2 separate regions of the Homo sapiens genome follow, and region 2 is linked to region 1. Evidence: chromatin contacts called from ENCODE Hi-C or POLR2A ChIA-PET data. All regions are on one chromosome and are shown on one strand. The core of a region is the stretch at or near the end of the contact, and the rest is flanking DNA. Distances in the headings are between cores, read along the strand shown. Region 1 overlaps EPCAM-DT (EPCAM divergent transcript). Region 2 holds the start of MSH2 (mutS homolog 2).

The links. Hi-C counts contacts between places; a loop is a spot of excess contacts on that map. ChIA-PET counts read pairs that join two places held with the same protein, here RNA polymerase II (POLR2A). Pooled maps may share reads with other maps.
Region 2: a loop to region 1 is called in a pooled map, with 4 times the contacts of the local background. The contact joins the promoter of MSH2 here to the enhancer-like site in region 1. A Hi-C loop is called at or near these places in 6 of 50 pooled maps. POLR2A ChIA-PET finds 5 or more read pairs at or near these places in 2 of 52 experiments (MCF 10A and activated CD4-positive, alpha-beta T cell).

The regions. Positions count from the first base shown.
Region 1 is chr2:47,269,024-47,274,461 of GRCh38, forward strand. The region is part of intron 3 of EPCAM-DT (EPCAM divergent transcript); the gene reads right to left. Among named protein-coding and RNA genes, the nearest start is that of BCYRN1, 64 kb to the right of the region's middle. RefSeq lists a silencer at 3,441-3,620 and an enhancer at 5,180-5,438. Within about 2 kb of position 3,373, at least 30 of the 41 ENCODE cell types and tissues checked have a DNase peak (open chromatin) inside an H3K27ac peak, as active enhancers do.
Region 2 is chr2:47,400,587-47,406,024 of GRCh38, forward strand. It overlaps MSH2 (mutS homolog 2), which reads left to right and starts at 2,570. Exons shown (of 16, transcript NM_000251.3): 1 at 2,570-2,816. The coding sequence starts at 2,606. RefSeq lists enhancers at 2,257-2,306, 2,311-3,021, 3,022-3,730, 3,097-3,156.

The DNA.
Region 1 (5,438 bases), core at 2,123-4,622:
CAAAACCCTGTCTCTAAGAAAAAAAAAAATGCAGGGCACGGTGGCTCACAGCTGTAATCCTAGCACTTTGGAGGCCAGGGCAGGCAGATGGCTTGAGTCCAAGAGTTTGAGACCAGCCTGGGCAACATGGCAAAACCCTCTCTCTATTTATATTTTTATAAAATAATAAATAAATAAATAAATAAATAAGTAAAGTTTGGAAGTCAATTGGAGTTAGGATTTGGTAATTAGTTATCATTTAATTTCTGAGTGAGAGCCAAAGAGCTGCCAGTGGCTAGATATGATGAAGGCCATCACTTTGGTCTGAAATTTAAAGTGTTCTGTTCCAGAGGCCTGCCTCCTTCACTATGTGGAGCCAGAGATTCCTCCCCTCTGACTGATTCCTGCTGAGAGAGCAGGTTGAGTATCTACCACATACCAGGTGTAAAGTCTGGCATACAGGGTCCAAAGGTGTCAAGAACATAGCCCTCTACAACGAAACTGGGGAGGCCAGGCCTAAGCCTAGGCCTGACATAGCCCAGTGACTATGGGGGAAATCATAAATCTCCTAGCCTTAGCTTTCCTGGCTGGTATATGACCCAATGCCTCATGGGGCTGTTTGAAAAGCCCCAAATGATCACGGAAGGAAAGAACTTTAAAGGGAACCTGCTCTTTGGCAGAGCAAACTGTTCCAAAGGGAACTACAGGCAGGGTTTGGCACCCTGCCCTCAGAGAAGGCTGGTATCCATCCTCCTTTCCTCCATGAAACTCCAAGCTTTCTTGCCCTTGCCACGCCCACCCCATCTTTCCCAAGACCATTTCCAGCAGGGACTCATGCCTCTTAACAGGAACTGACAAAGAAGTGACACACCCCTAAAGCTTTCCGGGCTTCTGGTGTCCCCCACCACCCCCACCACACACACTCCAGCCAGCCCTGGGCTGCAGTGTGACCAATCTCATGAGTCACTTGGATAAAGTGAGGACTCAACAAATATTTATCAAATGAATGAATGAATGAATGAGGCAACGGGTGAGTGAGTGTCTCCATGAATGGGCAGCCACTCCCTCTGAGAATGAGACTGCTTCTTCATTCAGGATGCTGAGTGCTCCCACAGGAAGTCACTCCAGATTTTTCTGATGAGTGCTCCATGGGGGAGACACATTCCCTGTTTTTTCTCAAGCCCCATGTGTTTTATTTTCTCCAGAACTCCATTGTGGGGGCTGTGTCCTACACTCCTTTGGGACCTTATGTACTAGACTTTATACCTGGTATGTAGTCGGTGCTCAATAAATGTATGATGAATGGAAGGGGGAAAGAAAAAGATTAGTAAGACTTGGACCCTACCTTCCAAATTATTACAATTTAGCTAGAGAGAAAAGGCAGGTACAAAAGTACCATAGGACAAAGCCCAGTAGGATAATTGGTACCAAAAAAAAAGGGGTCAAGGAGTGAATGCCACATTCAGAGCTGGGAAAACTCATTATGGGCTGAAAAAGTCAGGAAATGCTTCCTGAAGGGACTGAATGGGATTCTCTTCCTGAAGCCTGGCCTTGAAGGAAGAGAAAGATTTGGAGGCAAGTCAAGGGAGGTGTTCTTGATAGGGAAAAAGGGGATGGGCAGCTCGCCAGAGGAAGGCCGGTTGAAATTATGTTACTTTGAGTCGATTTAGTGGAGCAATGGAAGAGTCCAGCACGTATTGTAAGATAGTGTCAGGGAGGAAATATAATTTTCCCTGTACCCTTCTGAGTCCTTAGCTGGGACCCCTGTAACAGAAGACAGATTAACAAGGAGAAACAAACAGGGCTGGGTGCGGTGGCTCACGCCTGTAATCCCAGCACTTTGGGAGGCCAAGGTGGGTGGATCACCTGAGGTCAGGAGTTTGAGATCAGCCTGGCCAACATGGTGAAACCCCATCTCTACTAAAAATACAAAAATTAGCCAGGTGTGGTGGCGGGTGCCTGTAGTCCCAGCTATTCAGGAGGCTGAGGCACGAGAATTGCTTGAACCTGGGAGGCGGAGGTTGCAGTGAGCAGAGATCGTGCCACTGCACTCTAGCCTGGGCAACAAGAGTGCGACTCATTCTCAAAAAAAAAAGAAAAAGAAAAAAACACAGAAGTTTACTAATATGTAAACATGGGAGACACTCAGGGAAAATGAGAAAACCTTGAAGAGATGACTTAGAACTCTTATATAGCATCTTCAACAAAAAACAATGCAATTTTAGAGAAGTGACAAGACAAAAGCAATGGACCTTGAGTCCCTAGGGGTGGCAATTGTGGAAAGACAAATAACTGAACAAAATAATGGTAGATAAAGGCTAGTTAGCAAAGCTTTTTATGCAGATTCCTCTGGTGCTGTCTCCAGGCTGATAGAGGTCTAAGGCCGTCTTCTGTGATCAACCTTTGTCCTTCCTGATTGAGAGGGAAGGAGGGACACCCTTGTAAATTTATATCCGGCTTTTAGGCAAATAGGGGGAGGGCAGAGAGTTTTTCATGTTTCTGCTTCTTCTCAACTGCCTTCAGCTCAAAATAATCCTTGTGCCCAAGTGGCATATTTTAGGGCCGTGTATTCGGCTACCCTTCATAGGGTGGGGCAAGACCATGCAGAACATTGAAAGCTAGGATAAGAGATTTGGATCAAGTACTAGCAAGGGCATTGGAACAGTGGCAGAAGTGAAAGGGAACGTGTGAGGTGTGGGAAGATGGAGGGAGAGGGCTCCAGGTAAGTATCATAGCAACAGGAGCATGGCAAAGCCTGCTGGTCCCCTGGGACCCATCAGGGCTGGCCAGAGCTGGGTCTTAGGCAAACAGACAAACAGATCCCTAGATCACTTTCCATTTCTTTTTCTTTTCTTTCTTTTCTTTTTTTTTTTTTAAGCAACGGGGACTGGCTATGTTGCCCAGGCTGGTCTCCAACTCGCAGCCTCAAGCAATGCCACCATGGGCTACCGTGCCTGGACTACTCTCCATTTCTTTCTTTCATTCATACAAATAATGATTGGCTCTATCACCAGCCAGAGCCTGCAGAAGTAAACAGGGCAGATGCCTTCCCACATTCCCCAGGGGCCCTGGACTCTACTCTAGGCCCCCATCCCAGCGCCCAGGCCTAAGGCTTGAGGCTACCGAGGCCTAAGGCAATGGCTGGGGGTGAAATCAGCTATGGCTTCTCATTTGCAGCTTCCCTGTACAAAACCGCTAATCTTCACTCCCGGGTTCCGGGCCCACGTCCTCCAGACCATGCCCCTCACCCCCGGCCACCACCCTCCCCGACTGACCACACCTGGAAGGGAAGGAAGGGTGGGGGTGGCCTGCAGAGGGTGTGGCGAGATCTGGACGGCCTGGGGGCGGGGGACTAAGTTGACCGGAAATGGGGCTAGGCCGCGGCCAGGGACGGCAGCAGATGATGGTTGAGGAGTGGCCTAGGAAGGCCTCCCTGACGGCGCCCACACACGCCCCGCGGCACCGCGAACACGGCTGACAGGGCAGTTGGGCAGCGAGGTAGTCGGGAAAGAGCAGGGGGAGCCCAGCGGCTCCGTTGCGCCCTCTGTCGGCCGCCAGCCTCCATTGCACGCGGCGCCGCCCACCTGCGCACTGGGACCCCGGCCCTGGGCCGACCAGGAACCCCTTGCGCCCGCGCCAGCTCGAGCCCTGTTGCACCTGTCGTGGTCACCGCAAGCCTCTCTGGGAGAAGGCAGGTGGGAATGGGAGCCTTTTTTGTAATGGGAATAGAAGCATTCTCGGAAGTCTCCTCCCCAAGGGCACTTAGGAGCCAGCATTACCCAGTGCCTGCAATTCCACCGTTAGACATTCCCTTCTTTGGAGGGGTGGAGAGGCGATGTCTTCAACTCTTATTGGTTATTACGGTAAGGATTTACCAAATGTGCCTAGGAGAGAGCCTGGAGGGGGTGAGTAGTCTAAATCATTCATTCTGTCCCTGAGCCAGGCTTTCATTAGCACTCATTTGCCAAGGCCGTTCTGAAGGTGACCCAGCACCAACAGCCATGCTGTCCAACTGCCAGGGTCGCGAAAGGCTGGTTTCTCTTGCGGTGATTTGCCTTTTATTAATCACCGGATAGCTGAGCCTTCCTCTTCCAGGAAGTCTGCCTTGACTTTTGGGGGTAAACTCCTGTTACAAGCCAGGGTTCTCTGTTTATTTCCCACGAGATTTGCCTGGTATCACCAGAGTCCAGGCTCGTTCAGTGCCCGGGTCAGAAAGCCCCCATCAGCTGGGACACTTCTCTAAGGGAAAAGGAGAAGGGGAACATAGAGTTAAGGGAGCAGACTCGCCCATTTCCTGCCGTCAAGGTCAAGGACACACTCCCCAAGGGCTGGTTGCCTTGGCCTCACATTACTGATGACCTTGATGACCTTGTGAACACCCACCATCTGTTTCCAGAGAGTATCCAGGAGGTCCCATAAGATTGTGAATGCTCTAAAACTTAAGTTAGATGGTCTTCTCTGCTCAGATCCCTGCAATGGTTCCCCACGCCACTTGGAGTAAAAGCTGAGCCTTAGCCTGCATGGCCCTAAGCACTTGGAGCTAAGCTCCTATCGCTGTTCTTGCCACTCACTTCCCTATGGCCATATCGGCCCCATGCTGTTCTTTAAGCACACCAGACACACTCCCACCTCGGGGCTTTTACACTCACTGTTCCCTCTGCCTAGAAGGTCACTTCCCGACACCCCCATGACCCGCCTGCTCCCTCACCTTCCTCGGGCCTTTATTTAAATGCCACCATGGCCGAGCAGCCTGACTCACGCCTGTAATCCCAACACTTCAGGAGGCCAAGGCGGGAGGAGTGCTAGAGCCCGGGAGTTCAAGACCAGCTTGGGCAACATAGGGAGACCCCCATCTTGAAAAAAGAAAAAAGTAAATGCCACCTTATCAGAGAGGCTTTCTCTGACCATCCTGTCTAAAACAATACTCGCCATCATTCTTTGGGTGCTTAGCTCCCTTGATTTTCCACAAGCACCTGTCACTCTCTAACGTATTGGTTATTTTCGTTTATTTGTATGTCGTCTGCCTCCCCAGCGGGAATGTAAGCTCCACAAGAATGGAGAGCTTTATCAGTTTTGTTTACGGCCCAGCACCTAGAATACAGCCTGGCACATAGTCAGTGCTCAATAAATTTGTGAAATGACTGAATGATTGTGCCAGGCACTAAGCCAAGTACCAGGACAGGCCATGAATAATAAGCCTGGGCTCTTGCCCTTGAAGAACAGACTGGCGGACAGGCAAGTAATTACAAACCAGAGCGATGAGTGCTATGTCTAAATACAGATGTATATAAAGTACACATGAAGGCTCAAGGGAGAAAATAATTCACTCTGCCTGGAAGTAAGAGGAAAGAATGAGTATGATGTCATCGGGTAGGGAAGAAAGGGAAAAGGCATTCCAAGCAGAGAGAACAGTCAGAGCAAAGGCTCATAGAGATGTGAACGTATTTGACATGTTCAGA
Region 2 (5,438 bases), core at 1,320-3,819, 130 kb after region 1:
GCGTGGTGGCGCATGCCTGTAATCCCAGCTACTCAGAAGGCTGAGGCAGGAGAATTGCTTGAACCCAGGAAGTGGAGGTTGCAGTGAGCTGAGATTGTGCCATTGCACTCCAGCCTGGGCAACAAGAGCGAAACTCCATCTCAAAAAACAAACAAACAAACAAACAAAAAACAAAACCAAAAAAAAAAAAAATGATTCCAAGCTGGGCATGGTGGCTCACACCTGTAATCCCAGCACTTTGGGAGGCCGAGGCGGGCAGAACAGGAGGTCAAGAGATCGAGACCAGACCATCCTGGCCAACACAGTGAAACCCCGTCTCTCCTAAAAATACCAAAATTAGCTGGGGGTGGTGGTGCACACCTGTAGTCATAGCTACTTGGGAAGCTGAGGCAGGAGGATCGCCTGAACCCGGGAGGCAGTGAGCCGAGATTGCGCCACTGCACTCCAGTGTGGTGACAGAGCCAGACTTCCTCTCAAAAAAACAAACAAAGGTTCCAAGGCTCTACTCCAGAAATTAAGACCCATTATGTGTGGGCTGGGCACAGGAATATGTTTAAATCCCCCCCCACCTCCCCAGGGTGATTCTGCTGCTGAATTAGGTTTTGGAACCACTTCCATGGGGAAAGGGTAAACTAAACTGGAGAATGCAAAAACCTTTTTTTTTTTTTTTTTTTTTTTTGAGACAGAGTCTCACCCTGTTGCCCAGGCTGGAGTGCAATGGCGCGACCTCGGCTCACTGCAACCTCCACCTCCCAGGTTCAAGGGATTCTCCTGCCTCAGCCTCCCAAGTAGCTGGGATTACAGGTGCCCACCACTACACCCGGCTAATTTTGTGTGTGTTTTTAGTAGAGACGGAGGTTCACCATGTTAGTCAGGCTGGTCTCGAACTCCTGACCTCAGGTGATCTGCCCGCCTCGGCCTCCCAAAGTGCTGGGATTACAGGCGTGAGCCACCGCGCCCGGCCAGCAAAAACCTTTTCTAAGAGTTAATTTTGCAGGATGGATCCTGAGCTCCTTCAGGTGTTTGATAACATTTTATTTATTTTTTGAGACAGAGTCTCGCTCTGTCACCGAGGCTGGAGTGTAGTGGCGCGATCTTCGCTCACTGCCCCCTCCACCTCCCAGGTTCAAGAGATTCTCCTGCCTCAGCCTCTCGAGTAGCTGTGATTACAGGCGCCCACCACTATGCCCGGTAATTTTTGTATTTTTAGTAGAGACGGGGTTTCGCCATGTTGGCCAGGCTGGTCTCAAACTCCGGACCTCAGGTGATCCACCCGCGTTGGCCTCCCAATACGCTGGGATTACAGGCGTGAGCCACTGCGCCTGGCTGTTTGCTAACATTTTAAAATTTCAACCTTCCTCTTCCTTAACTGGTCTTCCCCTACCCCCCCTCAAGACGGGGTCTCTCGCTCTGTCGCCCCAGCTGCGGTGCAGTGGCGTGAACATAGCTGACGGCAGAAGACCTCCTGGGCTCAAACGATCCTCCTGGCTCGTGCTCCCAAAGTACTGGGATTATGGCGTGTGACACCACGCCTGGCGTCAAACGTTTGTCTTTTTATTTATTTTATTTTGTATTTTTTGAGACAGGGTTTTCAATCTGTCGCCCACGCTGGAGTGCAGTGGCACAATTTACGGCTCACCGCAGCCTCGACCTCCCGGGCTCAGGTGATCCTTTCGCCTCAGCCCTGCTAATATCTGGGATCACAGACGTGGGTTTTACCATGTTGCCCAGGATGGTGTCAATCTCCTGGGCTCAAGTGATCCGCCCACCTCGGCCTCCCAAATTGCTGGGATTACAGGCGTGAGCTACCGCGCCCTGCCACAAACGCATATCTTCTAACGTACCATTTCATTTACTTGCTATATTCATTATCTGAATTTTCTCATATTAGAATGTAAGCAGAATAAAGGCAGTGATTTTTCTTTTTACTGGCGATCCTCAGAGCCAAGAAGAGTCTGGGACATAGCAGGCCATATAAATGTTTTCGAATGAGTGAATCATCAACGAGTGGATGAAACGATAATGTGGCTAACAGGCAGCAGTAAGGAGGCTGTGTAGAATAAACCCGTAATCCCGATGTTGGCAGTTTGCTTAGAAAGAAAAAGGGAGGCAGTCGGAGAGGGGCACACGTTTTAACAAAATACTGGGAGGAGGAGGAAGGCTAGTTTTTTTTTTGTTTTCAAGTTTCCTTCTGATGTTACTCCCATGCTTCCGGGCACATTACGAGCTCAGTGCCTGCCGGAAATCTCCCACCTGGTGGCAACCTACCCTTGCATACACCCCACCCAGGGGCTTCAAGCCTTGCAGCTGAGTAAACACAGAAAGGAGCTCTACTAAGGATGCGCGTCTGCGGGTTTCCGCGCGACCTAGGCGCAGGCATGCGCAGTAGCTAAAGTCACCAGCGTGCGCGGGAAGCTGGGCCGCGTCTGCTTATGATTGGTTGCCGCGGCAGACTCCCACCCACCGAAACGCAGCCCTGGAAGCTGATTGGGTGTGGTCGCCGTGGCCGGACGCCGCTCGGGGGACGTGGGAGGGGAGGCGGGAAACAGCTTAGTGGGTGTGGGGTCGCGCATTTTCTTCAACCAGGAGGTGAGGAGGTTTCGACATGGCGGTGCAGCCGAAGGAGACGCTGCAGTTGGAGAGCGCGGCCGAGGTCGGCTTCGTGCGCTTCTTTCAGGGCATGCCGGAGAAGCCGACCACCACAGTGCGCCTTTTCGACCGGGGCGACTTCTATACGGCGCACGGCGAGGACGCGCTGCTGGCCGCCCGGGAGGTGTTCAAGACCCAGGGGGTGATCAAGTACATGGGGCCGGCAGGTGAGGGCCGGGACGGCGCGTGCTGGGGAGGGACCCGGGGCCTTGTGGCGCGGCTCCTTTCCCGCCTCAGAGAGTGGGCGGTGAGCAGCCTCTCCAGTGCGGAGGCACGGGGGCGGAACGTTGGTGCTTGTGCGGATTCCGCCGTCCCCAGGTTCTGCTTGGCTCCGGAGGGACGCCCCCCTCAGCCCTGAAACCCGTGCCTCTCCAGCCGCCCCGGATCTGAACTTGTGATCACGGAGTGTTTACGTCGTGCCAGGCATTTTAATGCATTGTTCTAGTTCATTTTCCAGCAGTCGCATTCCTCGCCTTGGCCCTACATGTAGCGCTCATTACAAACACGGCCAGAATCTCTTATTAACAAACAGCAGCCAGGAGTGAGATTTAAAATAGACTGGGGGTTTAGGAGACCCTTTTATGACACGTAATTCTGCTCCCACGACGCTCCCATTTATACCGCCGGTCCAGCTAAGGGTCTGGTAATGGAGCGCCGTTGAAGAGCAGTATGATGAAGTGGTCAGGACCAACGGACTCTGGAGCTGGGCTGCTTGGGATCAAGTCGCTGCCCCTCTGCTTATTAACGTGTGACCTTGGGCCAGTCATGGACGCTATCTGCTTCAGCTCAGCATTCAGTGCTCTCCGTCACCCGACCCCATCTATCCAGGATTATCTCTCCCTGGAAAGCTACAAACGTCTCACCCTATGTGGGCCAAATGTTCTGGATAGGCCTAGTTAACCTCTTCTCTCCCTGTTTTCTTTGCGCTTTCTTGCAGCTATGTAGTTATGCTAATGAAAAGAGCATCCTAGGGGGAGCAGAGTTGTGGATTCTAGTCCTGACTAGAGGACTAGTGCAAATGCGATACTCCTGATGAAAAATGTTTCATTCGTTAGATATAAATGTGTTAGGCAGGGTTATGGACACTAGATGAAAAAAGAAATACCTCTACTTTCATAGAGATCACTATTGGACAGCAAGGCAGAAATAATTACAATTCAAGTTGGAGGCTTATGGAGGTGAGCTTGTAAGAGGTTACAAGAGGCGCCAAGGCAGGATCGCCAAAGACGGAAGACTTTGGAAGAGTCTCATACAACGGAAGAGGCGTTATATGAGACACCAAAGTCCACGTTGAGTCTTGGTGGACTAGAAGTTTGCTAGGGAGAGGGCTTGAAACGAGGTAGATTGGCGTTGCTGGTGTAGAAAAGGAAGGAGACTGGCCCAGGTGGGTGGGGTTAGATGACCAAAGGCTTTTAGTGTGGTGTTGAGCTGTTGAAATTTTATGCTGTAGCCAATGAAAAGTCTGAAATGTTTTTTTTTTTTTTTTTTCTGAGACGGAGTCTTACTGTGTCGCCCAGGTTGGAGTTCAGTGGTGTAATCCTGGCTCACTGCAACCTCCACCTCCTGGGTTCAAGCGATTCTCCTGCCTCAGCCACCGGAGTAGCTGGGATTACAGGCACGTGCCACCACGCCTAGCTAATTTTTGTATTTTTAGTAGAGATGGGGTTTCACCATGTTGGCCAGGCTGGTCTCAAACTCCTGACCTCAAGTGATCCACCCACCTTGGCCTCCCGATGTGCTGGGATTACAGGTATTAGCCACTGCACCTGACCTACATAGATTTTACATAAGACTTTAAAACAGGGCGGGCGCAGTGACTCACGCTTGTAATCCCAGCACTTTGGGAGGCTGAGGTGGGCGGATCACAAGGTCAGGAGATCAAGACCATCCTGGCTAACATGGTGAAACCCTGTCTACACTAAAAATACAAAAATCCCAGCACTTTGGGAGGCTGAGGTGGGCGGATCACGAGGTCAGGAGATCCAGACCATCCTGGTTAACACTGTGAAACCCTGTCTCTACTAAAAATACAAAAAATTAGCTGGGTGCGGTGGCAGGTGTCTGTAGTCCCAGCTACTTGGGAGGCTGAGGCAGGAGAATGGTGTGAACCCGGAAGGCAGAGCTTGCAGTGAGCCGAGATTGTGCCACTGCACTCCAGCCTGGGCAACAGAGCGAGACTCCATCTCAAAAAAAAAAAAAAAAAAAAAAAAGACTTTAAAAAAAATTATAAGAAAGGACAGACCAAGTGCAGTGGTTCGTTCCAGCACTTAGGGATGCCAAGGTGGGAGGATTGCTTGATGCTAGGAGTTGAAGACTAGCCTGTGTAACATAGCGAGACCCATCTCTACAAAAAAATTAAAAAGTTACCTTTAGAACTTACGATTTTTATGTGTAGACTCCATATAAGCAGAGGGTCTATGCTTATTCACTATTTATTACCTTCCATAGTCCCTGCACATATAATAGGTGCTTCATAAACAATTTAATGAATGAATAAATTACTGAGAAAACACTGGAAGTTTTTGGGTTAGCATTGTGTTAGGTGCTTGATATGGTCTGGCTGTGTTCCCACCCTTATCTCATCTTGAATTCCCATGTTTTGTGGGAGGTACCTGGTGGGACATAATTGAATCATGTGGGCAGGTTTTTCCTGTGCTGTTCTCCTGGTAGTGAATAAGCCTCACAAGATCTGATGGTTTTAAAAATGGGAGTTTCCCTGCACAGGCTCTCTCTCTTTGCCTGCCGCCATCCATGTAAGATGTAACTTGCTCCTCCTTGCCTTCCTCAAT